Linked DNA regions of Homo sapiens: region 2 is linked to region 1. A link is an interaction called in ENCODE POLR2A ChIA-PET data of the cell type or tissue named here. Cell type or tissue: PC-3. All regions are shown on one strand. Links, peaks and the distances in the headings refer to the core of each region. The heading gives the core; the rest is flanking DNA.

Region 1 (8,821 bases), core at 118-4,117:
TCCTCATTTTAAACATTCTCCTTGTGATAGTATCATACTTGACTCAAGCTGCTGGCTACCAAGGCCTTTCTGCGAAGTGCAAGGGGCTCTCACACATATTCCTCATAAAAGCAACAAGGGCAAGCTGGGACAGAGAAGGCAGATGGAAACATGACAACAGAAAAGAACCTCAGAAACACTTCACATTGACAAAAAGGTATTTTATGACCTTCTCTGGAAGCTAGGCATCTGAGAAAACAAGAAATATACTTCTACAAAAAGAGAGGAAGAAAATGTAGAAGTTAAACATAGAGCTTTAAAATGTCAGCTTGCCATCAAGGCATACCCCAAAGGGGACAGAAAGCAAGATGGGAGGATAAGCAAACCAGAGAGTCTCTGGCAGGAGATTAAGCAAAGAGGCACAGGAAGCAAGCCAGATGAAAGGGGACAGGACACAGAAGAGTACATAGCACAAAGCAGATGTTCATTTTAAGTCACTGCCCACTCCTATGCTCCTATGTATCAAGGAGGTGAAGGGGACTGCCATAAAAAATGGGGCTTTTCCCTAAAGATCCAAAGAATTGCAGAGGCACTAATGCTAAAATTGAAGATTGTGGCACTCCCATAAGCTCTGTAGACTACAATAACATCTGCCACTAGTGATTGGAAGATGACACATGTAGTAATGATAACAATGCTCAAATGTAAGGAGACCTGAGTTCTATGTCCAGCTCTGACACTAATTCATTGTGTCACCTTTGGGAAGTTGCTCTGAAATTTTCCCTTCTATCAAAAAGGCATAATAACCCCTCCATTTACGAACTATTTAAGGAGGCCAGGGGCAGTAGCTCACACCTATAATCCCAACACTTTGGGAGGCCAATATGGGAGGATCACTTAAGCCCAGGAGTTCGAGATGAGCCTGGGCAACATAGCAAGACCCCGTCTCTACCAGGAAAAAAAAAAAAAAGTAAAGGTCAGTTGGACATGGTGGTATGTGCCTGTAGTCCTAGCTCCCTACAAGGATGAGGCAGGAGGATCACTTCAGCCCTCAAGTTTGAGGCTGCAATAATTAATGTCATGCCACTGCACTCCACCATGGGCAACAGAACAAGACCCTGTCTCTTTAAAAAGATATTTAAGGAAAAACAGGGTAAATTGAAAGCTCTTCATGAAAAAAGGTGCCATGGAAATAATATCAATCAGAACCCATTTCTCATTTACTGATCTGCAAATAACTAGAAGAAAGAGAAGGCCCTTAAAAGATCAATGTGGGCACTTTGGATAAAGGGAAAATGTTTATGTCCTCATATCCTCACTTTGTTTTTGTGGTTTTTTTGAGACAGAGTCTTGCTCTGTTGCCCAGGCTGGAATGCAGTGCTGCAAACTTGGCTCACTGCAACCTCCACATCCTGGGTTCAAGCAATTCTCCTGCCTCAGCCTCCGGAGTAGCTGGAATTACAGGCACTTGCCACCATGCCCGACTTTTTTGTATTTTTAGTAGAAACAGGGTTTCACCATGTTGGCCAGGCAGGTCTCGAACTCCTGACCTTGTGATCCACCCACCTCGGCCTCCCAAAGCGCTGGGATTACAGGCATGAGGCACCGCACCCAGCCTCACTGTTTTTTTAATCCATTTTGAACTTGGGACTGACTCCTGAAATTTCAGGTATTAAAAGCCATTAGATAGTGAATGTCAAGTCAGTTTACTAAAAAAGTCATAGACTACATAGTCAGCTCATCATTTCCTAAATAAAAAGTTTTGCTTCAATATGCCCTTTGCCTCCTGCCACTTCTAAGCCCTAGAGTTCATGCATCATGAGTTCCAGATTAAAAGGACACCAAATTTTAGGTCAGCATTTGACTCCTAATACTGCAGCAAGACCATGCCAAAAGCAGGATAAGGCAAGACCAGCATCTTTGGTGCTAAAAAAAGAAACTGCTTGAAAGCAGGCACTCCCAATGACCTTAATAAATGTGAGAAGCCAAAGGAGACTGAGACACTAGACTCAGAGCATCTTGTTCTCCGAGATACTAAAGACCAGAATAGTGGAAAGTACTAAAAAATGCCTTCAGCTTCCTTTCTAGTCAATGGGCAAATTCAAAATCATCTGCAAAGAGCCAGTTTTATCATTGAATATTTGAATTCTGGTTGTCAGTTCACAGTAATCTGTTTGGTGAGTTATCTATGGCTGCTTTTGCACAACATCGGCAGAGGTGAGTAGTTCCAACAGAGACTATATGCAGATGGAAGTGACTGCACAACACAGAAAGCCTAAAATATTAACTATCTGGCCATTTATAGAAAAAGTTTGCTGATTGAATGGGCTGAGCTCTAAAGACCAACAGCACCACTGCCTCTAACTTTAATCGTATGACTGCCTTTCAGAAACTTAAGTTTTTTTTTTTTTGAGACTTAGTTTCTTTATGAAATAAGTCGATACCTGTACCTCTATCTTAAAGAGAGATTTAAAGGAACATACTTTACACATCTTAAGAAAATGCCTTAAATCCAAGGTGACATCATCATGACCATCATATTCACTGAATACTCTTTCACCTCAAAGGTGTTCACATATTTTTCAAACATATTTAAACACCACCTGAACATGAAGGAGGGCTTCTGGGATGCTGGTAATATTCTATTCCTTGACCTGGGTGGTGGTTACACAAGTGTGTTTACTTTGAGATAACCCATCAAGCTGTGTCGGCATTGTATGCTTCAATAAAAGGTGTCTAAGTTAAAATAAATGAGCTTTCTCTATTCTTCAACCACAGTCTCTTACAGACTCAGGCCCTCACCCCCAATAATGTCAAAATCACAGGTCCTACCTTGTTCCCAGAAGCATCTTTTCCCTTCCCTTCTTCCTCCACATGAAAGCGGAGGTTCTCCAGCAGGATGACAGACCCAGCAGCTGGGTTGGCACAGGCTTTCTCCACTTCTGGGCCTACACAGTCCTTCAAGAACAGAACATCCCTGAGAAGAGGAAGAGATGAAGACACTTGAGCAGTATGAAAGTTAAAAACCAGTAACAACGTGCTTGACAACTTCCCCCGCCACAAAGTCTACCAGCACCAGAGCCTGGCACTTACTTGCCCAGCAGAGATTTGAGTTCTACAGCAACTGGCTCTAAGGAGTACTTGTCAGGCATGGGCACACCATCAGGCCGGCCTAGGTGGCTCATAAGGACTACCGACTTGGCTCCATTGTCCAAGCAGAATTTGATGCTTGGGACAGCAGCCTTAATCCTGCAACCAAAGAGAGACAACAAACAGAATGAAGTTACTCCTAGAAATTAGTGGGAACTAGCTTATTGATAACCTCATAAAGCATAAAGCTCCTTTTCTTCTCCAAGTTCCTTCAAATCTACTATCAGTAATTCAATGGTGGTCCTTAAGAAGTTAAATGCAATGCCAACCCTCCACCTAGGATTGTACAATCTCATTATGTATCTGCCCCTTTCACAGACAAGAGTTAACACAGCAGGCCTGAGGCTACTATCTACAGAAGGACCTGTCTGCAAGATTAGATCCTGGCTGGTATCTGGGAACTTGGCTTTCAAAGTTAACTGACAAGACCAACAAGGGCTATTCACTCTTCCTAGACCGTCTATACAAACATGGTGATTTATGCTGAACACCTGCCCCACTCTAGAAGTCTAGAATTTTTTTTTTCTTTTCCTTTTTTTGTTGAGACAGGGTCTCACTCTGTCACCCAACAGGCTGGAGTGGAGAGGCACAATCTCAGCTCACTGCAGCTTCAACCTCCCCAGGGGCTTAGGTCATCTTCCTACCTCAGCCTCCCAAGTAGCTGGAACTACAGGAATGCACCACCATGCCCAGCTAATTTTTGTATTTTTTGTAGGGGTTTTACCATGTTGTCCAGGCTGGTCTTGAACTCCTGGGCTCAAGTTATCTGCAGGCCTCAGCCTCCCAAACTGCTGGGAATACAGGCGTGAGCCACCACACCCAGCAGAAGTTTGTAATTTTGGTAGTTGCTAGGCAGAGGATCCCTATGTTACCAGTTCCCAACAAAAATCTTGGGATCTGAGTCTCTAGCATGCTTCTCCAGGCAGAAACACTGCAGACAATTACTGCATTTTTCACTGCTGAAGAAAGGAAAACACTTGATGTGTCCCCTCACAGGAAACTGGAAGCCCATGGATTTCTCTAGACTCCCCCATGTCTTTTCCTCTTCCTAATCTTGTCATGCATTCTTTCACTGTAATAAACTTTAGCCATGAGAACAACTCTGAGTCCTAGCAAATCATCATGAGATATGTGGGTGATCTTGGGGACCCCTGAAAACACTTCTTATATGACTATGGAAAATACATAAAATTCTCAAATCTTGAAACCATCAAAGGAAATTTGGGGAAAAATAAAAAACATGTAGTAACTTTTCTGCACCTATTAATAGATCCTAAGTCACTTTTTTATGTAGGAAAAAATAATTGCACTGTCTAGAGCTTGGTTTCCATAATGTATCACATTCATTACATTATAAATTAATCAAAAAATTAACTCCCTTTAAACATTTAAAAGTTTTGTTATAAACCTGCTACTAACTTGCCATTTTGCCAGTTTATAAGAAATTAAAATTGATCAAGAAAAGCATTTATTTATTCATCAAATATTTATTGAATGCTTCTTTTGTGCCAGGCATCATTCCAGGTTCTGAGAATGAAACAGAAAACTTTTTTAAAAACTCTCTGTTCTCATGGAAGTGAAATTCTAATGGAGAGAGACAATAAACATGTATGTGTGTGTGCGTACATGTAATATATCAGATGGTGAGATACAGAAAAAAAACAAACCATTGTTCCCCATTTTTGTTCCCCTACTTTTGAGGACAAAAATGACCGGGGAACAATGGTAGAGGAGATTTTTAGACAGGATGGCCAGGGAAAGTCTGATATGATGACATCTGAGCAAAGAATGGAATGATTAAAAAAGTTATACTTTTAAAATATCTTATGTTATTAATATTTAGCAGATATAAGAACTCCTTTATATCAAATTTAAAAATCTGTATCAGGTACAAAGTTTGTGCAATGGAACCAATTAGTTTTCAGGACTATCCCTTATCAGCAAGTTTTATTATTTCTAATGCTTCATTTTGTTAATCAACTCCATGGATTTCCGGAAATGAAAAGATTTCCAAACATGTTTCTTTACTCTTAAAATAACTTGATAGGCATATTTCCAATCGTTTCTGTGTGTTGCACAATAATGAAGATCAAGCGGGATCAGATCTGCCTTATACAAAGACCCTGCCACTATGGTACAGCAGGGATGTGCTTGGCAAAATGACAGGCTCTATTCTAGGACCAATACCTGAAAATGTTCTGGGCTAGACCTGCACTGTCCATTACGACAGTCATTTAGTCATGTGTGTCTGTTGAGTACCAGATATATAACTAGATCAAATTGAGATGTGCTGTAGTATAAAAACACATGCCAGATCTTGAAGACTTAGTACCAAAAAAGTTAAATGTCCCTTTAATTTAATTAACACAATTTGGCTCACATTGTATTTCTATTAGATACCACTGGTCTAGATCATTAGAAAGCACCTTGCCAACACAAACCCTTCATTTAAAATTTAAAATAGGCGGAGCACAGTGACTCATGCCTGTATTCCCAGCACTTTGGGAGGCCAAGGTGGGCGGGGTCCAGGAGCTCAAGGCCAGCTTGGGCAAAAGGGCAAAACGCTGTCTCTACAAAAAAAATATGAAAAAGTAGCCAGGTGTGGTGGCCCACGCCTGTGGTCTCAGCTCCCTGGGAGGCTGAGATGGGAGGATCGCTTGAGCCCAGGAGGCAGAGATTGCAGTGAGCCAAGATCGTGCCACTGCACTCCAGCCTGGGCGACAGAACGAGGCCCTGTCTCAAAAAAAAAAAAAAATTAAATAAAAACCTTCTTGATGGATACCCCATTTAACCTGATGTGATTATGTATTGCATGCTTTTATCAAAATATCTCATGTAACCCATATATATATATATATAAAATCTACAAAAATTAAAAATTAAAAAAATTAAAAAGAAAGTAAAGACAAAAATAAAGACCTTTTATAATCTAGTCAAAAGCAAGAGCAGTACTCTCACTTAAAATTTGTTTCTGAATCTAGGATCCAAGACACTGGAGCAGCTAAACTGACTGAAAACGTACTTCTGAAGTCTTTCCTGTTTGTTTTTTTGGAAGCAAAAACAAATGAAAATTCTCAAAAATTGACTTATCTGAGCCATTTGAATGGGGGCTTGTAAAACTACATATAACCTTAGTAACTACTGGTACTTTTAAAATCCTTCTCTTACATAGTTCTTCATTTTGCAAGAGAAGCCAAGTAACCTTAAATTTTTATATTTTTTGTGTGTGTTTTATAGAGATGGTGTCTTACTATATTGGCCAGGCTGTTCTCGAACTACTGGCCTCAAGCAATCCTCCTGCCTCGGCCTTCCAAAGTGCTGGGATTACAGATGTGAGCCACCGCACCCAGCCAACTTTTATATTCTTTAAAAATGAATAACTCTGCCAGGTATGGGGGCTTACACCTGTGGTCCCAGCACTTTAGGAAGCCAAGGCAGGAGGATCACTTGAGTCCAGGAGTTTGAGAACAGCCTAGGCAACATAGTGAGACCCCATCTCTACAAAAAAAAATTTTTTTTTAATTTAACCAGGTGTAGTGGTGTGCACCTGTTGTTCCAGCTCCTCGGGAAGCTGAGGCCAGAGGACTGCTTGAGCCCAGAAGGTTAAGGCTGCAGTGAACCGTGATCACACCACTACACTCCAGTCTGGGTGACAGAGTGAGACCCTATCTCAAAAAAAGAAAATGAACTCCAAATTCTTCTAATTTTCAAAAAACAAGGGAAGGGGAATCACTTTCTTAAGATTTTGCTTATATTTGTATATTCTCATAAATAAGAAAGCAGATCAGAGAGTGGGTTGATAGAAAGCCAAAATCATTTGTTTTAAGTTGCTACAGTTCCATAATACAATATGAAAGGAAAAACATTTCATCCTGTGTACCTACACACATCTTAAACCCAGCCCAAGGATTAGCAGGGACCTTACCTCTGGTTGTTTGTTATCTGGTTGTTCTTCATAGGAACATTGAAGTCGACTCTAAAAAAGAAAGATGCAAGACCATGATCAACTTACTGTTCCATCAAAGACTAGGAGATGCATTTTTAATGAACCAGTTAAATAAGTCAGAAATTCAAATCTCATCTTAAAAATAATCAGTGGCATTAAAAGTCAAAATAGTGGTTAGTCATGGGGAGGATGGCGGGAGTGGTGACTGGGATAACGACACCAGAGGCTTTGGGGTTCTGGTAATGTTCTATCTCTTAACCTCAGTGACCATACAAATGTGCTCATTTTGTGGTAATTCTTTGAACTTGTGATTTGTGCCCTTTTAGGTATGTATTCATACTTTAAAAAGAATTTTAAAAAAAAAACCTAACTTAAATCACAGGAACTAGCCCTGAAGATCTGGGAAGCTAAAGCTAGTTCCACCTAAAAAGATATCTGTCTGGGCCTGGCACAATAGTATCCGGGTAGCAGCTAGAGGGGTGAGGAATAATAAGGAATGCATCTTGATCCTAATTCCCTTGATACTATTTCTGGGTCCTCGTGAAACTAACATGACTCGAGAAAAAAATTAAAATAAAAATAAAACACACTAAGAGAAAATCATTCTTTTTGGAGAAAGCCTGGGGCCTTAAGACTAGGGGTCCTTCAAGCAATACACACAACATAAGACAGCCTCTTTCAAAAAGCCTGAGAAGAGAGGGTGGGACATGTGCCCCAGCCCACCTGACAAACAGGCAAATTAGAAGGGAAGTAATCAAGACGACACAAGAAAATAATGTACTGCAGTATCTCTTACCCAACAGATTACTATGTTATCATTCTTAAGAACCAATTATTCTGAACTCCTTGGAACCTCAGCCTACTTCAATGTGAATGAAAACAATAATGTATGGCAGCTATTTTTAAGGTTTAAGAGTTGTGCCTGCCATGATTATTTTTAAGTGATTTTTTTCTCATCGGGATGACAGTATCTACCTCGTAGTTACTGAGAGAATTAGTAAGTCAGCAATTTGTAAAGTGCTTAGAAGTGTACCTGACACACAGTAAATGCCATAAAAGTGTTGTTGTTATATGTTTCTCCAAAATGTAATTCTGTGATTTGACAAGTAAATCAACCACTACTAAAAACAGCTAACATCACTTGCAAAGGGACTACAGTGAAGTATGACCTAATCAAGAAGACTGCTGCTATCCTTGATTATAAGCCTCCATCTTTTTCCTCTGCCTTTTTAAATACCCCTTCCTCTCTAAGGCTAAGGCAATTACAAACTCCTACAGACATACTGAGAAGACCACCAATTTCCTATATCCACTAGGCCTGAACTCCAATCTACCTCACTGAAGAACAGCCTTTCCAAAGGTAGGCTGAGGAAAAATAATTCTATAGTAAAACATGTTTTAAAGTCTTCAAAATTAAAGGCAGTAAGCCTCTGATGAAAGAAATACACTCTACTTTGTTTCAGGCCACTTGATTCTCTGTCTTCTTTAAATATCCTGAACAAGGAGCCTGCCAGCCTTAAAGTACATTCCAAAGAAGAGAGAATATCCCATTACCATGGGTCATTTTCCCCCATGCAACCTCCCAGAAGGCCTATGCTCAAAAGGACTAATGGCAAAAGGATGGGCACAAGCCACTTCTTGCAGTGCTACTCTCTACCCCCAACCCTTACAGGGAGGAATATCTTTGGACAGAGACACCTAAGAAACTGTCTCATCTATCCAAGCTGCCATGGTGTCAGCTTACTA
Region 2 (13,283 bases), core at 4,524-8,523, 340 kb before region 1:
AATGATAGAACAACACTGAAGGTTTTAGCAAGTTGTAAAACATTTATAAAAATATAGATCTTGTAATGGAAGTTCTGTGGGTGTAAGAAACTTTGCCAAACTTTTAAGGATTAATTTTCCTGTAAATTAAACATTAAAATAAAAAGCACACTGATGCATGGCCAGAATCTGGATCCATGTGTCAGAATAACAGGGTTTCCTTAGAACAATGATCTGCTCTTTAATAAATTATTTAAAAAAAGATATAGAGGGTTTATTAAAATCTTACCTCATGGTCAAACTGATAAATTGGATAGATTTGTTTATAAAGCTTTATTAAAAACTGGGTTTAACATAAATAGTATACTAACATAGAGGTAAAATTTGGCTTTCTCTTTTGAACATAAATTTTGTGTAATATTGAGAGACAATAAAATATTTTTCTTTGCTCTTAAGTAAACTGCAAAAAAGGAAAAAGGCAGAGAGAAGAGACAGATTCAGGTGGCCTCATGTTGTTTTTATTGAGTCTTGTTGCTTAGAAAACTGAGTCTTCTATCAGCTTGTAAAGATTTCTGTCTTTTTGAAATTTTTGAGTTAATGTTTCAGCTAAGTGAAAACCCTGTGATCATATTTTGTGATATCAAATGTTGTAAACTTTTGATAGTTAACAAACTTTTCAAAATCAAAATTTTAAGTTCTACATTCAGTACTTCGACCTCATTAACTTGTTTAGATATTAGCCTACCTGAAGTTCAAAAGAGACATTTTGCTTATGTGGTATGTTGAAATCAAACAGGAGGCATTATCAAGTATAAGATGATGTTTGGTTTTCTTTAAATTCTATTTGTATAAATGTGCTATTTGTGTGTGTTCCAGAGTTGTGTGAGATGCTATAATTATGATATGACTTAGTATATGTCAGTAATTATAATTGTTATGTTAAATTGTTGTATGCCACAAAATTAACCAAAAGTCCTTGACAAGTGTGACTTGAACCGTAGCTATCCTAAGACTCCTGACATCCACAATTGTTGGTTTACTTTGATTTTTTCAAAAAGTGGCTTTATAATCCAGCTATAGGACTATGAAAAGTGCTCTTGAATAAAGGTTTCTAATAACTTTGAAGATTATGTTATTGGAATAAAGGGGAAATTTTCCAGGACACTCACAGAAAGCTGATATATTCATGAATATCAAGCAGAAGAGGAGTTAATTGCATGGACTGAACTAATGAAAGACTAAAATAACCTTTTTATAACTTTTTGTTTGAAACATTACTGATACTTTTTGTATCTTTTTTAGAGTCAAACAACTTCTCTTTTGGACTATTTACAGCTTTTAACAATTGAGTAATGTATTACACCTGTGAGCAAACTTTGGATCATGTTTATTTCTCTCTACCTGATTTCTCCAAAATGTGGAAACTATTTGTGAGTATTCTTAGCTTGTAGCAATGTAGTTATCTACATAAGGTCAATAAGAATCTGTTTTATTTTCTGGCAGCACACATAGAGTCACTGGTTACTTTACCAAGGCTTTGAATAAAATGACATAGTTTCAGATTGCTTTGAAAAATTGAGGTTGACCTATAGAGAGGATAACGGCCCTTTGGAAAAACTTGCCTCACATCTTGTCCTTCACAGGGTTCTTAACTTGTGGTAAGCAAAGAAAGTTACTTTCTGACAGGCCCAGGAACCCCAAGTTATCTTGGGACCTTGAGAAAAGAGGAATTCACTCAATTAACACAGGCATATGCAGGCACAGATAAATCCCTGGCTGTTCTCAAAAGGCTTGTACAAGGCCTAATCTGATATTCCTTATAGAAAAAAAATTCCAGCAAAGCCATTTAAAAAAAAAAGGCTACATGGCAAATAATTATTTTGCTGTACTTTATGCAAATAATTGGGCCATTTATAATAAGAGTAAAACTTATTTTCCAAAAAAGGTCCAATTATGATTTGTGTTTGGTAGAAATGGAGAACTGAAGAGAGAAAAATTGTTTCAGAAAAACTACAGTATACCTGTTGTTAGATTCCAACTTTGTTCACTGTTTTTGAGTCTCTGCTGATGATCCAATATTTAATTGGTTATCAGGGTCATTCACCTGGATCCCTCAAGACTTCTGGTCATTTCTACAGGAACTACTGAAGCAAAGACTTTTATTCCTTATCTTAGGCCTTATTATTTCTCTTATAATCTGCTGTTCACTTAAGTGCTATACTAAAGCTGTGGATAAAAGTACTAGTACTTTTATTATGCAGACCCTGAGACCTCAGCCAGGCACCTGCGAACACATGCAGAAAAATGTCAGATGGTTTCACTTCTCCTTCCCTAGGGGCAACCCCTACCCTAACTATGCCCCATATCAGCAGGAAGAAGTTAGAGTAGTCATTGTCCTTTTTCCCATCTTAGTAGCTCACACCTCAGAACTGAGGTGTGCTAAAACCCAAGGTGGGGGATGGTTGAAACTACCTTGCAAAATTCAGACAGTAAGAAATTTAACATACTTGACTCCATCTCTAACCTATCTTTGGTCATTCCCGGGTGTAGGACCAAGCTGATTTGGGGCAAAATGTAATTTATTGTTTAACCTTGAAACAAGGATGATAATACCCTTCCCAAAACTAAACCACCTTCATGAAATTAATGAAAGACCACAAGGTTAGGATTATAAGAGGGGCTTGAATTATGCAATGATGTGGGCATAGTTTCTACAATCCCCTTACTGCTCAGGAGTCATGTGGCCAGAGGTCACAATATTTGTGACTTCCTCAATTACTCCTATAGATAAGTGAAAGGAAAATAAATCTTAGGGGCCCCAAATCAACCAGCTAAAGGGAAAAGTCATGCTTGGAACTGCTTAGGGTAAACTTGCCTCCCATTCTATTCAGTTATCTCTCTGCTCACTGAGATAGATGCATATCTGATCGCCTCATTTGGAAAGGCTAATCAGATACTTAAAAGAGTGCAACCATTTTTCTCTCACCTGCCTGTGACCTGGAAGCCCCCTCCCTGATTCAAGTTGTCCCACCACTTTTCTGGACAGAACCGATGTACATCTTACTTACATTGATTGATGTCTCATGTCTCCCTAAAATGTATAAAACCAAGCTGCACCCTGATCACCTTGGGCACATGTTGTCAGGACCTCCTAAGGCTGTTTCACGGGGGCATGTCTTCAACTTTGGCAAAATAAACTTTCCAAATTAACTGAGACCTGTCTCAGATATTAGAGTTTCACAGATACCGTCACTATTATAGAGCCTAAGATTATTTTTTGAGATGTCATTCAGACTGACCCCACCCAGACTCCTGACTCATGATTCACTTGATCCTGTAGCCTCACCCGGAGGCTGAGTCAGTGCACAAGGACCGTTTTCCATACCCCTATGATTTCATTCCCAAACAAGCTACAGTCCCCATTCCTTAGTTCCTTATGTACCAAACTGTCCTTGAAAACCCCTAACCTCCAAGAATTTGGGGAGATTAATTTCAGTAATAACTCCATCTCCCACATGGTGTGGCTTGTCTTGCATCAATTAAATGCTTCCTTTACTGCAAAAAAAAAATCTTCCATTTATTGAAATAGAACAATTAATGATAAAAAAGAAATAGTTAAGATGGTAGATTTTATGTGATGTGCTTTTAATTAAAAATTTAAAAATTAAATTTAAAAATTAAAGTTAAACATAAAATGAAATTAAAATTTTTAAAAAACATGAGTAAACTTTATGAAATATGCTTTGGGTAGTAGTAATTAGAGTAATCTTTGAAGGGAATGAGTTGTGAAGAAATGGAACCTGTTTAAGCAATTTTTAAAAGTTCTCAAGCAGGTAAATGTTACTAAATATTTTAAGAAAAAAAAAGGAATCTAAGGAAAAACAAAAAGATAAATAAAGACTGCAATATCTTAAAACCGCTCATTTTATATTGTTGCAATGAAGAAATTAGGTTAAAAGTGCTAGACTAGAATGCTAGAGAACTGGGTTTGATCCTCAGCTCTACCACAAAGTAGAGCATTTTGAACAATTGTGATCCTTAACCAACTTTATGCCTTGTTGCCTCCTAAGTAATCTGGAGCTAATAGACCTTCCCTGTCATAAGGTTGTTGGGAAGATTAAGTGAGATAATGTTCATTGCAGTTTCTGGAAACCTGAAAAGTGTGATGCAAATATAAAGGATTGTTACTACCACTCAGGTCCTTTGTTACTGGAGAGTTTATAAAGCCTTCCCATAGTGTTTCATTCCACCCAAACTATGAGAATCCCTATTTTCATTTCTGTCTGATGGCTGTCAGAAAATTCACAGAAGCCATTGTTGCCTGAATAAGGGAATCACAGACCAAATATATAATAGCTCACTAAGATTTATTTTAAATGTCTGATCATAAAAAGGAGAAGGGAAATAATTCAAAGCGTTGTGTTATATGCCAAGTGGCCAAAATGGAGCAGTTTTTTTTCAGCTTAGCAACAAACTGCTATTTTCCTTGGTTTCTAGGACACAAATACTTCTGTTCTAAATGTTTAGAACTCCAATTTGCACATGTAATTTAGGGGAATGTGACCAACTGGTTTAGTAATATTTTTAGTTTTTTCCCCAAATGAAATAATGAAAATGAGGATATTCATTAGCATGGATAAAGTATTTAATACAAAGTAAAAACACTTTGGATTTCCTTTGCTTTCTGACATTTTTCATAGAGAGCCAAAACTGGGAAAAAATTCAAGTATGTCTTTCTGCCCAATGCCCAGCTTTTTTGGAATCAGCTACCCTGACACTATCACAGCCTCCTGTCACTCAGAAGTCTGTTGCTTCTCAGCCCCAAAGACATTTGTATTTTTATGATGTTTTTTGTGGGAGTTGCAATATATCGGAAGGTTGATATAGCACTGAATTTATTTGAAACAGATGTTTCGGGGAGAAGGAAGAAGACAAAACTGCACAAAGTGACCCCTTGAGGGATCTTGAATGCTTGGCTGAGAAATTCAGGTGTGAATTGATAAGTTGTTGTAACTTCACTAAGTTTTGATCAATTTGAATTTAGAACGATAAAACGTTTTTTCATTCCTTAAGAGAAACAAACCGGATTGAGAATACCTAAATAGTTTAATGTCAAAATTAAAATGAAGTTGCCACATAATTAATAATATGCATACTTGTTACAGAGCCAAAATCTGCCTGGACATATGAGCCATTTATATACATAATGTACATAATGATAAGGTAATTTTTATTCTACCACATCAAGCATTTCTAAAATCAGTTTTCTATTTCTGTCTCCCTCTTCACCTTTTTTTTTGAAACAGAGTCTCACTCTATTACCCAGGCTGGAGTGCAGTGGTGCAATCTCGACTCACTGCAACCTCCACCTCCCAGGCCTAAGTGATCTTCCCACCTTAGCCTCCTGAGTAGCTGGGACTACAGGTGCACAGCACCATGTTTGGCTAATTTTTTTGTATATTTGTAGAGACTCTAAAAGGATTAGTCCAGTTAAAATAATTCTAAAATACCCCTAAAGATATCATACCTTATATAATACCTTAATTCAAATGAATCAATTTATAATGGTAGCATTTAAGATGTCTGATCAAATAGAGGTGCTATTTCAGACAAAAAGGAGTCTTCAGAAACCCTTACATTATATGAGATGAGCAGATACCTATGTATGAAGCCAACAATAATATATTATTTCTACTCCATAAGTTTCCTCTTATAGTGGGGTGGATCTGGGAAGGTGAGGTTAGAAAATTCAAGAGTATTCCAAGGGAAACTGACTTACGGAATGGTGAGCCAAGGTATTACAAAAATATGCTCCTTCATAAAAGCACCAAGAACACTGTCAAAAAGTATCAAAATTAAAATTTTCAGAATTCTAGAAATTAAAAGAAAGCTTGAAACTATCCAATGTGCATGCATTGACAGCTGAATCTCAGTAAGAACAGCAAGCTTGGTACCATATACATTTGTCCTATTTCCATTTCCCTCTCAACAAATCCACAGTGGCCCTCAAAACCAACAACCTTGCAATCATGGTAGCCGTGAAAACCATCAACCTAACAGCCAATGGAGAAAAGAGAATGAATTTTGAGGTTCTAAAAAGCCATATCTACACAGAATTGTCACTATTTGACTTATCTAACAGTCCCTCGGAAACCTCCACTCACAGGGCTTACCTATTTGACCTGACTCAGAGCTGGCTCAAAGTGAACACCCTTTTTTGCCAAGGAAATTGCTGAAACAGTTCAGTGGCAATTATTTAATGTTACAGCTGCCTGAGTCAGTGATAGCAGCTGAAACAAAGAAGAAATTGACCAAAAAAAAACTTATAATGAAAGGCAGAGAGTATGTCCACAGAAGTTTTGAAAAATTCTGATATAAATCCTGAGAATCTAGAAGGCAACATGTGTGGGCAGGGCTGTGTATATGTCAAGTAACATAGGAGAAGGCACTCATCTCTCACCTGTGGCTGACCTAGAAGCTCTAACCAAGCAGGAAGTTAAGGATAAGGCAGAGTTGCCTACCATTTTCAGAAGTACTGAAGGCATGCCCAACACACAATACAGAGCCCTTCAGAAAAGGCTAGAATCTCTACCACTTTTAGAAGTACTGAAGGCATGCCCAGGATACATACAGAGACCCTCAGAAAAGGATAGGAGACTTTTCAATGGAAGAAATATAAGGAAATCCTGTCAAATCATTAGCTAATCATTAAACTAGAGATTTCAGAGGGCATACATAACAAAGAATATAGATTTTACAGAATTAGTTCAATGAAGTCACTAAACAGAAGAACTATGATAATAATAAAGGGTAACAACAGAAAAATCTGAGGAAAAGGAAGAATCTGATTTCCACAGTTACCACATTATGTTATGAAAATAGCCAGATTTCAACAACAATGACAAAAAATGAGTCATGCAAAGAACCAAGAGAGTATGGCTATACACAGAGTAAAGAAGCAGTTAATAAAAACTGTTCCTGAGGAAGCTGAAATATTGGACTTATTAATAAAAACTTTAAATGAATTATACTAAATAAACTCAAAGAATAAAAAGAAACCATGTCTAAAAAATTAAAGATAGGCATGATCACAATGTTTCATTAAATAGGGAACAACAATAAAGATACAGAAATTATTTTTAAAAATAGGACTTTTGGGTTGAAATGACACATAAAAAGTGAAAAATTCACTAGAGCAGATCAACATTAGATTTTAGCTGGCAGAAGAAAGAATCAGTTAACTTGAATGCAGGCTAAGTGATATTATATAATCTGAAAAACAGTAATAAAAATTAATGAAGGAAAAATGAATGGAGGACTACAGGACACCATAAAGTATACCAAAATAGGTAAATGGGTTCAAAGGGAGAAGAGAGAGAAAGGGACTGAAATAATATTGGAAGAAATAATAACCAAACACTCCACAAATTTGATGAAAATCATTAATGTACACATCTAAGAAGTTCAATAAAATCCAAGTAAGATAAACTCAGAAGAGCCACACCTAGATACATTACAGTCAAACTGTTGAAAGCTAAAGACAAAGAAAACCTTGACAGCAGCATGAGAGAAACAGCTCATCACACATAAGAGATTCTCAATAAGATCAACACATAATTTATCAGTAAAAACCATACAGGCAAGAAGGCAATGAGATCCATATTCAATGTATTGTAAGAATAAGACAGACTATTAGCCAGGAATTATAAATCCAGCAAAACTAGCTTTCAAAAATGAAGGATAACTTTAAAAATTCCAGATAAACAAAAACTGAGGGAATTCATCACTAGAAAATCTGTCCTTCCAGAAAGACAGACTCTTAAGCAGAGTCTTTAAGACTGAAATATAAGGACACTAAACAGTGACTCAAATACACATGAAGAAATAAGGCGTACCAGTAAAGGTAAACAAATATGTAAATAAAATTACTGTATATGTGTATATTTATTTATATCATTCTTTTCTCACACCTAATTTCAAAATTAACTGCATAAAACAATAATAGTATCTGTGTTGATAAGCACAAAATGTATAAAAATATAGTTCATGAAAATAATAACAAAGTATGGGAAACAAAGCTGTATAGAACCAAAAATGTTATATACTACTAAAAATCAATTTGTTATTAATCTAAACTAGGTTATTATAAATTAATACATTAATTGTAATCCCCATCTCAACTACTAAGAAAATAACTCAAAGAATATGTAAAAAAGTTAACAAAAAAATGGCAGCACAGCAGAAAATATCTATTAACACAAAAGAAAGCAGCAATGGAGAAACAGAAAAATAGAAAAGACAAAAGAGAAAAAAGAATATAGAAAAAACAAATGTAAATGGATTAAATATTCCAATCAAAATTTAGATATGACAGAATGGATTACTATATGTTGTCTATAAAAGACACACTTTAGATTCAAAGACAAAGAAGTTGCAAGCAAAATATGAAAAGTGAAATACCAGAAAAATAGTAATCCAAATAAAACTTGTATGACTATACTAATATCAGACAAAATAGACATTAAGACAAAAATTGTTACTAGAGACAAAGAAAGATGTTTAAAAATGATTAAAGTGTCAATTTCCTAGGAAGATATAATTACAAACATATATGCACCTAACAATAGAGCTTCAAAAACACATGAAGTAACAACTGACAGAATTGAAGAGAGAAACAGACAATTTGAAAATAGTAGTTGGAGACTTCAATACACTACATTAATATTGGATGAAATAACTAGGCATAATAATAACAAAGAAAAAAGGAAAACACTTTAACCCAGCCAGACCTTACAGTTAGCTATGGAATACTGAATCCAACAACAGGAAAATACACATCCTTCTTAAGTGCACATTGAATAATCTCTGCAAGAGACAGCATATTAGTCCATAAAACAAGTCTCAATACACATAAATGAACTTAAATCCTGAAATTATGTTCTCGGGCCAAAATAGATTAAAATTTAGATACATTTGCAAATATGGGGAAATTAAACACACTCTTAAGTGAACAATAAATCAAGAAAGAATTCACCAGAGAAATTTAAAAATATGTTAAGATAAAACTAAATTCAAAACTTATGTGTACAGCTAAAGCAATAATTGCAGGGAAATTTATAGGTGTAGACACTTATATCAAAAAAAAAAACTCAAATCAATAACCTAACCTACCGCTTAAGACACCAGAAAATGAAGAGTGAACTAAATCCAAAGCCAACAGAAGGAAACAAATAATAAAGATTAAATCAGACGTAAATCACAGAGAGAATACAAGAATAATACAGAAAATCAAGGAAACTAAAAGGTGTTTCTTTGAACAGATCAACACAATTGACAGGTCTTTAGCCATAGTGACCAAGAAGAAAAAGGGGAAACTTATTAAAATCAAGAAGAAAGAGGAAATGGTATTGCTAACTCTATAGAAATAAGCAGCCAGAGAGAAAGGTCGGGTTACCCACAAAGGGAAGCCCATCAGATTAACAGCTGATCTCTCGGCAGAAACTCTACAAGCCAGAAGAGAGTGGGGGCCAATATCCAACATTCTTAAAGAAAAGAATTTTCAACCCAGAATTTCATATCCAGCCAAACTAAGCTTCATAAGTGAAGGAGAAATAAAATCCTTTACAGACAAGCAAATGCTGAGAGATTTTGTCACCACCAGGCCTACCCTAAAAGAGCTCCCAAAGGAAGCACTAAACATGGAAAGGAACAACCGGTACCAGCCACTGCAAAAACACGCTAAATTGTAAAGACCTTCAAGGCTAGGAAAAAACTGCATCAACTAATGAGCAAAATAACCAGCTAACATCATAATGACAGGATCAAATTCACACATAACAATATTAACCTTAAATGTAAATGGGCTAAATGCTCCAATTAAAAGGCACAGACTGGCAAATTGGATAAAGAGTCAAGAACTACCAGAGTGCTGTATTCAGGAAACCCATTTCATGTGCAGAGACACACATAGGCTCAAAAGAAAGGGATGGAGGAAGATCTACCAAGCAAATGGAAAACAAAAAAAGGCAGGGGTTGCAATCCTAGTCTCTGATAAAACAGACTTTAAACCAACAACGATCAAAAGAGACAAAGAAGGCCATTACATAATGGTAAAGGGATCAATTCAACAAGAAGAACTAACTATCCTAAATATATATGCACTCAATACAGGAGCACCCAGATTCATAAAGCAAGTCCTTAATGACCTACAAAGAGACTTAGACTCCCACACAATAATAATGGGAGACTTTAACACCCCACTGTCAACATTAGACAGATCGATGAGACAGAAAGTTAACAAGGATATCCAGGAATTGAACTCAGCTCTGCACCAAGCGGACCTAATAGACATCTACAGAACTCTCTACCACAAATCAAGAGAATATACATTCTTTTCAGCGTCACAGCACACCTATTCCAAAATTGACCACATAGTTGGAAGTAAAGCACTCCTCAGCAAATGTAAAAGAACAGAAATTATAACCAACTATCTCGCAGACCACAGTGCAATCAAACTAGAACTCAAGATTAAGAAACTCACTCAAAACCACTCAACTACATGGAAACTGAACAACCTGCTCCTGAATGACTACTGGGTACATAACGAAATGAAGGCAGAAATAAAGATGTTCTTTGAAACCAACGAGAACAAAGACACAACATAACAGAATCTCTGGGACACATTCAAAGCAGTGTGTAGAGGGAAATCTATAGCACTAAATGCCCAAAAGAGAAAGCAGGAAAGATCTAAAATTGACACCCTAACATCACAATTAAAAGAACTAGAGAAGCAAGAGCAAACACATTCAAAAGCTAGCAGAAGGCAAGAAATAACTAAGATCAGAGCAGAACTGAAGGAAATAGAGATGCAAAACACCCTGCAAAAAATCAATGAAGCCAGGAGCTGGTTTTTTGAAAAGATCAACAAAATTGAAAGACTGCTAGCAAGACTAATAAAGAAGAAAATAGAGAAGAATCAAATAGATGCAATAAAAAATGACAAGGGGGATATCACCAACAATCCCACAGAAATACAAACTACCATCAGAGAATACTATAAACACCTCTATGCAAATAAACTAGAAAATCTAGAAGAAATGGATAAATGCCTCGATACATACACCCTCCCAAGACTAAACAAGGAAGAAGTTGAATCTCTGAATAGACTAATAACAGGCTCTGAAATTGAGGCAATAATTAATAGCTTACCAACCAAAAAAAGTCCAGGACCAGATGTATTCACAGCCGAATTCTACCAGAGGTACAAAGAGGAGCTGGTACCATTCCTTCTGAAACTATTCCAATCGATAGAAAAAGAGGGAATCCTCCCTAACTCATTTTATGAGGCCAGCATCATCCTGATACCAAAGCCTGGCAGAGACACAACAAAAAAAGATAATTTTAGACCAATATCCTTGATGAACACTGATGCAAGAATCCTCAATAAAATACTGGCAAATCGAATCCAGCAACACATCAAAAAGCTTATCCACCATGATCAAGTGGGCTTCATCCCTGGGATGCAAGGCTGGTTCAACATACGAAAATCAATAAATGTAATCCAGCATATAAACAGAACCAAAGACAAAAACCACATGATTATCTCAATAGATGCAGAAAAGGCCTTTGACAAAATTCAACACCCCTTCATGCTAAAAACCCTCAATAAATTAGGAATTGATGGGAAGTATCTCAAAATAATAAGAGCTATCTATGACAAACCCACAGCCAATATCATACTGAATGGAAAAAACTGGAAGTATTCCCTGTGAAAACTGGCACTAGACAGGGATGCCCTCTCTCACCACTCCTATTCAACATATTGTTGGAAGTTCTGGCCAGGGCAATCAGGCAGGAGAAGGAAATAAAGGGCATTCAATTAGGAAAAGAGGAAGTCAAATTGTCCCTGTTTGCAGATGACATGCTTGTATATCTAGAAAACCCCATCATCTCAGCCCAAAATCTCCTTAAGCTGATAAGCAACTTCAGCAAAGTCTCAGGATACAAAATCAACGTACAAAAATCACAAGCATTCTTATACACCAATAACAGATAAACAGAGAGCCAAATCATGAGTGAACTCCCACTCACAATTGCTTCAAAGAGAATAAAATACCTAGGAATCCAACTTACAAGGGGTGTGAAGGACCTCTTCAAGGAGAACTACAAACCACTGCTCACGGAAATAAAAGAGAATACAAACAAATGGAAGAACATTCCATGCTCATGGGTAGGAAGAATCAAGATCATGAAAATGGCCATACTGCCCAAGGTAATTTATAGATTCAATGCCATCTCCATCAAGCTACCAATGACTTTCTTCACAGAATTGGAAAAAACCTCTTTAAAGTTCATATGGAACCAAAAAAGAGCCCGCATTGCCAAGTCAACCCTAAGCCAAAAGAACAAAGCTGGAGGCATCACGCTACCTGACTTCAAACTATATTACAAGGCTACAGTAACCAAAACAGCATGATACTGGTACCAAAACAGAGATATAGATCAATGGAACAGAACAGAGCCCTCAGAAATAATGCCATATATCTACAACTATCTGATCTTTGACAAATCTGACAAAAACAAGCAATGGGGAAAGGATTCCCTATTGAATAAATGGTGCTGGGAAAACTGGCTAGCCATATGTAGAAAGCTGAAACTGGACACCTTCCTTACACCTTATACAAAAAGTAATTCAAGATGGATTAACAACTTACATGTTAGACCTAAAACCATAAAAACCCTAGAAGAAAACCTAGGCAATACCATTCAGGACATAGGCATGGGCAAGGACTTCATGTCTAAAACAACAAAAGCAAGGGCAACAAAAGCCAAAATTGACAAATGGGATCTAATTCAACTAAAGAGCTTCTGAACAGCAAAAGAAACTACCATCAGAGTGAACACGCAACCTACAGAATGGGAGAAAATTTTTGCAACCTACTCATCTGACAAAGGGCTAATATCCAGAATCTAAAATGAACTGAAGCAAATTTACAAGAAAAAAAACAAACAACCCAATCAAAAAGTGGGCAAAGGATATGAACAGACACTTCTCAGAAGAAGACATTTACACAGCCAAAAAACACATGAAAAAATGCTCATCATCACTGGCCATCAGAGAAATGCAAATCAAAACCACAATGAGATAGCATCTCACACCAGTTAGAATGGCGATCATTAAAAAGTCAGGAAACAACAGGTGCTGGAGAGGATGTGGAGAAATAGGAACACTTTTACACTGTTGGTGGGACTGTAAACTAGTTCAACCATTGTGGAAGTCAGTGTGGCGATTCCTCAGGGATCTA

What was found. Peaks named below come from ENCODE experiments on the same cell type or tissue, not always from the same donor. Only the 100,000 strongest peaks of a DNase experiment are listed, where the experiment ranks them.
Region 2: POLR2A ChIA-PET joins it to region 1 with 5 read pairs; 2 of 35 experiments call an interaction of 5 or more read pairs at or near these places.

Annotation. Positions count from the first base shown.
Region 1 is chrX:78,108,151-78,116,971 of GRCh38, reverse strand. PGK1 (phosphoglycerate kinase 1) reads right to left here. Exons shown (of 11, transcript NM_000291.4): 2 at 7,055-7,105; 3 at 3,073-3,228; 4 at 2,812-2,956. Among named protein-coding and RNA genes, the nearest start is that of PGK1, 8.3 kb to the right of the region's middle. In PC-3, for the core only: no CTCF peak of the experiment used is centred there; no DNase peak of the experiment used is centred there.
Region 2 is chrX:78,446,137-78,459,419 of GRCh38, reverse strand. No RefSeq gene overlaps it. Among named protein-coding and RNA genes, the nearest start is that of CYSLTR1, 130 kb to the right of the region's middle. In PC-3, for the core only: no CTCF peak of the experiment used is centred there; no DNase peak of the experiment used is centred there; H3K27ac peaks cover 617 bases.